2 separate regions of the Mus musculus genome follow, and region 2 is linked to region 1. Evidence: chromatin contacts called from ENCODE Hi-C or POLR2A ChIA-PET data. All regions are on one chromosome and are shown on one strand. Each heading gives the region's core, a stretch centred on a gene start or an enhancer-like site at or near the end of the contact. The rest is flanking DNA. Distances are from core to core; before and after follow the strand shown.

Region 1 (2,805 bases), core at 153-2,652:
GGGCTGCTGACAGGTAGTGATGGTGACCTCGGGGAGGATGCAGCTCACAGCTCACATGTCTTTCCAGAATGGCATCATCACTGGTGTGTTCCCCGCGAGTCCCTCCAGCTGGCTTATCGTGGTGGTGGGTGTGATATCATCCATGCATACCAAAGTGGACCCCTCCCTGGGCATGATTGCAAAGATCAATCGGACCCTAGACACCACGTGAGTAACCCACCTCCACCCTCTGCATCTTGAAGAAGATGGTGGTACCTCTGTTGACTGTCCTCGCTCTGAAATGTCTGAGTACAACTATGCTATCGCTGTTTTTCCGCATGCTCTTTGCCCTCCTGACCTGCTATTGAAAGTCTGCAGACACTGCCACCCTTCTTCTGAAGACTAGGCTAAGAGTGGCAGAGGCACGGGGACCTGCCTTCCAGGTGTCTGTCTCCTGAGGTCAAGATGGAGACAGTGATGACCTCAGAGGGCATCTCTGCCCCAGAAGATGGCTCCAAGTGTGGCTGTTGCCCTGGAGTTGGTCCATCCAGTGATCTGGTCCTCTGAACTTACTGCCGGTCATTGCTTAGGGACAACTCAGCCCTTGGCCCCTTCACAGTGGCTTAGATGCCTGCAGGGAAGTGCGTTACTCCTTGGCTTTGAGTTTTAGTTTATTCTGGGAACTTAAAAAAGTAGATGTCATCCTGTCTAGGGACAAATCCTGGCCATCTTCTGGTTTTTCTTTTTCTTTTCTTTTCTTTTCTTTTCTTTTCTTTTCTTTTCTCTTCTCTTCTCTTCTGTTCTCTTTCTTTCTTTCTTCCTTTCTTTCTTTCTTTCTTTCTTTCTTTCTTTCTCCCTTCCTTTCTTCCTTCCTTCCTTCCTTCCTTCCTTTTTTTTTTTTTGAGACAGGGTCTCACCGTATAGCTCCAGCTGTTCTGGCCTAGAACTCAGGGATCTTATCTCTGTCTGTCTCTGTCTGTCTGTCTGTCTCTCTCTCTCTCTCTCTCTCTCTCTCTCTCTCTCTCTCTCTCTCTCCTGGTTGTTCAGCTGTAGATACTGTATGCTAGGAAGGATTGCACAAGCAAACAGATGAGAGAGTGGCCCCAGGGAACACTCACAGCTGGAGGAGTTGGTTTCTGCTGACTCAGAGCAACTAGCAGATTTAACCCAGCAGTGTGGCATGTTTAAGACAGCTTGAATAGGTGCTCGGGAATCCTGGAGGTCAGTCTTTAATGGGTCTGCATGCCCTGCCTTCTGATTGAGACACCCAGGAGTGACTGAGAAGCCAGCCAGCTCCTCAGCCTCCAGCCCTCCTGGCAGCATTGGTCATTCCTTTGTAAGCAACTGTAGGAAACAAGATAAAAATGCCTGTCCAGGCATCCTGCCAAGGGTCCTGTCTGCCTGGGGCCTGGAACATCGAGCTGGGGCTAGGTTCTCAGAAGCAGCTGGCAGAGCTGGTCACTAAAGACTGGACCTGTGCTGTCCTGAGAGGTGAGGAAAGTCCTGTGAACGCTCACCCTGCTTCCCTGAGTGTTGAGCTGGCTGCCAGGCCCAAGGCAGCTGTGAGGCCAACAGCCAAGCTTTGCTCTTACATGGGCTGTGTGTCTCAAAGCCGGATTGCACACAGCCACGCCAGCTACTAAAACCTTGCTTAATCTCAGTCTTTATACGATTTGTTTCTTTGTCCCTTAGACTCTATTTTCGTAAACTGGGTCATGTCTGGCTCAAATTTAGAAAGGTCAGGTGAAGGCTCAGAGACTTGCAGCCTGAGGGGCTGTTCTGGAAGCATCTTTCCAGTGTGGGTGGAGTGCCTGTGTCTCCTAGGCTGCTTTGGTTTTGTTTGCTGAGATCTGAAAGGAAGGCCATAGAGGTTATCAGCACAGCTGAAAGTGAAATTACTTTTTTGTCCTTATTGGATTTTTTTTTTTTTTTTTGGTTTTTTGAGACAGGGTCTCTGTGTAGCCCTGGCTGTCCTGGAACTTGCTATGTTGCTATGTTGACCAACCTTGTCTCATGAACTCATAGAGATCTACTTGCCTCTACATGTGACACCATGCCCAGCTTGGATTTTTTCTTTAAATTTTATTCTGTGTGTATGTGTACTATACGTGTGCCTGGTGCCTTCAGAGGTCAGAAGAGGGCATCAGATCCCCTGAGACCAGAGTTTCAGATGAGTGTGAGCCACTGTGTATCTGTTCCCATCAGCTGCAGGAGGAAGCATCTTCCAATGACAGTTGTGCTAGGCACCCATCCTGTTCTTCTGGGAGGCGAGGCCTCCAGAGCATAGGTCTCTCACATGATGTTAATGTTTTCCAATATCAGAGCTCTGAAGGTTAGATATGCTACTACTTTGATCATTTGGGACCTCTTATGTTATGTTTTGCTTTTAGATTTATTTATTTTTATGTATTATGTGTTAGTCACATATTATGCATATATGTTTTTAAGAATTGTCTATTTATTTTAGTACACTATAGCTGTCCTCAGACACACCTGAAGAGAGCATCAGATTCCTTTACAGATGGTTGTGAGCCACCATGTGGTTGCTGGGAATTGAACTCAGGACCTCTGGAAGAGCAGTCAGTGCTCTTAACCTCTGAGCCATCTCTCCAGCCTCATATTATGCATATATTATGTATGTATGTGTGTATGTGTGTATGTATGTATGTATGTGCCTGCAGGCCAGAAGAGGGCACCAGATCTCATTATAGATCAGCCACCATTTGGTTGCTGGGAATTGAACTTAAGATAACTGGAAGAGCAGCCAGTGTGCTTAACCTCTGAGCCAGACTCGATCTCTTTTATTTGTTCCTTGACAATTGCATA
Region 2 (2,805 bases), core at 79-2,578, 35 kb after region 1:
GGTTTAATTCCCATACTAAATAAGCTGATGATAGTGGTGCATACCTATTATCCTAGCACTCAGTAGGCAGAGGCAGGAAAATGAGAAGTTCAAGATTGCCTTTGATTACATAGTAAATTCAAGGAAGTCTGGGCCACATGAGACCTTACCTTTAAAAGATATAAGTAAAACATGAGTTGGAAGCCAACCTGGACTAAATAGTGATCACCAGGTCAACTAGAGTCACGCAACAAGACCCTGTCTCAAACAGACTAACAAGAAACTAAAATGGCTGATGAGGTAGCTTAGTGGGTAAAGGTGTGTGCTGCCAAGTCTGACAACCTGAGTTTGATCCCAGAAGCCGCACAGGGAAGGAGAGACAACTCTCGACTCTGGAACGTTTTCCTTTCCTTCAGATTAATGCCATGGTGTGTCCACAAATGTATATGCAAATACGCATTAAGTGTAAATAAACAAAACCCTGAAAGCAAAACCTGATGGCACAGGATTTTAATTGCAACTACTGAGACTGAGACAAGGTAACACGTTCAAGGGCAGAGTTCCCAGCATGTAGGAGGCCCTAGATTCAATCTCCAGTACTGCCTGAGCAATAATAGATAAATGTACTGGAAGTGACTCACAGGTTAATAGCACTTTTTTTCGCTGAGGACCCAAACTCACTTCCCAGCACCTATTAACTCAGTTTCGTAATGCCCCCCCCCCCCCCAGGTTGGACCGTTAGGGAAGGGGGCGGGGCCATCTCTGCCTGGACAGGGCGGGCCTTAACAGGGGTGGGTGGGGCCTCCCACCTAGCACTGCTTCAAATTTCCTGGAGTATTAGTCATGTTTTTAACCCCAATTTTTGGGAGGCAGAGGCAGGTGGAGCTCTGTGAGTTCCAGGCCAGCTTGGTCTACGTAAAGAGTTCTAAGCCAGCCAAGTCTACCTACTAAGATTCTGACTTAAAAACAAAAACAGATGAAAAGGAGGGGTGAAAATGATGTAAATACAGTACTCACCAATGAAATTTTCAAAGTTTAAAAAAAGAGAGAAAGAACCACCACCTGGGAGCCTCAGTTTCCCCCACTAGGTGCAGGAGAGGTTGGCTGATACCCAGTCCCTCCAGCCTCCATCCAAGCATACCGAAAGGCTGCCTTGTGGGCCAACCACAGCCCAGGTCCCATCCATCATGCTCAGGCCCCGCCCACCAAGAGCCAAAGCCCAACCTCCATGGCAAGGCCCCGCCCACCATAGACACCCACCTACCACAACCCAGGCTCCTGTCATCTTGGCAGAGGCCCCACCCACCGCAGCCCAGGCTCCGCCCCGTTCAGTCAGAGACGGGCCCCGCCCCTTTCCCTAACGGTCAACGGTCGTCCAGCCTCTCAGAAGCAAGGCGAGCTGGACGGCCGCGTCGTGTCGCTGTTCTCGGGTCCCAGTGGCCATGGAGGACGCGCTGCTCGGCGCCATGACTGGCCCCGAAGACGAGCTGGGCGCCGAGCTGTTCGGGTCAGAGCGTGTGTTCGCGGACGGGCTGGCGCTGAGCCCCGCAGGCGGTGCGGCCGATCGGGATGAGTTGCCGGTTCTGGCCGACGCCTACCTGGGCGCCACCGAGCCAGGGGAGCCGCTGCTGCGTGCGCTCAGCCCCCCGCCGGGCGCTGAGGTACCGGCCGCCCTGCTCGGCGACTTCCCGGGGCTGCCCGAGCTCCGCAGCCCAGACGACGCCGCTCCGCCTCCCGCCTACAGCGTGCACGTGTTATCGTCGTTACTTCCCGGTGCTCGCGGGCCCGCGCTGTTGCCGCTAAGCGCAGGAGTGCGCGTGATCCCAGTAAGCGCCAGCAGGGGCCACCGTCGCGCCGCCTCTCCGCGTGCCTATCCTGTGGGCTGGCCCCGGGCAGCAGGCTCAGGCACCACAAGGGATACAAGGGAGGTGGCACCTCCCTGCCCAGCCTTTTCCCCTGCAGATGACTGTGCCACACTAGAAGAGCTTATAACTGTTGCCATCACAGTGTGTGTTCCTGGCCTGTTGGACTTGTGTCTCCACCCACCTCCGCCCCAGCAGGGCTAGGGATAGAACCCAGGGCCTTTTGCGTGTTCTGCAGATAGTTTTCAGCCTGGTAGTTTGGGATTGGCTGGGAGATTTTTTTTTCTTCACACCAAAGACTTCCATTATTGAGGATTTTTTCAGTTGATGATCTCCCCCTCTGTAAGATAAGGGACAGTTCTTTAAACCTATGTAGAGTTTTGATGAATTCTGCTTCTCAACCATATTGCTAAGCTATATAGCAATTCCTTGAAATTGCTATATAACTTAGGAGAACCTCTGATTCTCCTGCCTCTACATCCTGAGTGCTAGGTGTACAGGTGAGCCCCACCACACCCGGCTGATACAATGCTGGGACCACACCCTGCCTTATGCTAGTCCACTAACCCAACTAACCCACATCCCCAACACCTCACTGTTGCCAATAGAAAGGAATCAACCTTTTAAAGGAAACCAGGCACAGGTCAGCCCCCAAAGAACCCTGCTTGGGAAACTGGGCTCCTCATCCAGTCAAGTGTGTCAGGTCTAGAGTAAGCCTTCATAGAATTTTTGTTGTTTTAAATCTCTGTGGAGATGACAGGAGCCTGGCTTTGTACACCAATAAGTCACAGCTAGTAGAGCTCAGAACCCAGAAATCCTGTTCCCTGCTCAATTTACAGAGAAGGTGGGACTCTAGCCTTCCCACAGGAACCTTCTAACTCAGCCTCATTCCCAGGCAGAGGCCTCCTCCTGGTTTCCAGTGCTTCCAAATGCCAGCAGTTTGATTTACCTTAAACAGGAGCTG

Evidence for each region. A loop is a pair of places that touch in the nucleus more often than their neighbours do. ChIA-PET counts read pairs that join two places held with the same protein, here RNA polymerase II (POLR2A).
Region 2: a map of heart shows a loop between it and region 1 (6-fold over the local background). The contact joins the promoter of Tesmin here to the enhancer-like site in region 1. A Hi-C loop is called at or near these places in 1 of 37 maps with a recorded cell type or tissue (heart). POLR2A ChIA-PET finds 5 or more read pairs at or near these places in 2 of 5 experiments (Patski and embryonic stem cell).

Annotation. Positions count from the first base shown.
Region 1 is chr19:3,352,418-3,355,222 of GRCm38, forward strand. It overlaps Cpt1a (carnitine palmitoyltransferase 1a, liver), which reads left to right. Exons shown (of 19, transcript NM_013495.2): 3 at 68-207. Among named protein-coding and RNA genes, the nearest start is that of Gm36532, 24 kb to the right of the region's middle. Within about 2 kb of position 1,403, at least 2 of the 3 ENCODE cell types and tissues checked have a DNase peak (open chromatin) inside an H3K27ac peak, as active enhancers do; they include heart, where a contact is called at or near this core.
Region 2 is chr19:3,387,529-3,390,333 of GRCm38, forward strand. Tesmin (testis expressed metallothionein like) reads left to right here and starts at 1,329. Exons shown (of 9, transcript NM_001039657.2): 1 at 1,329-1,805. The coding sequence starts at 1,422.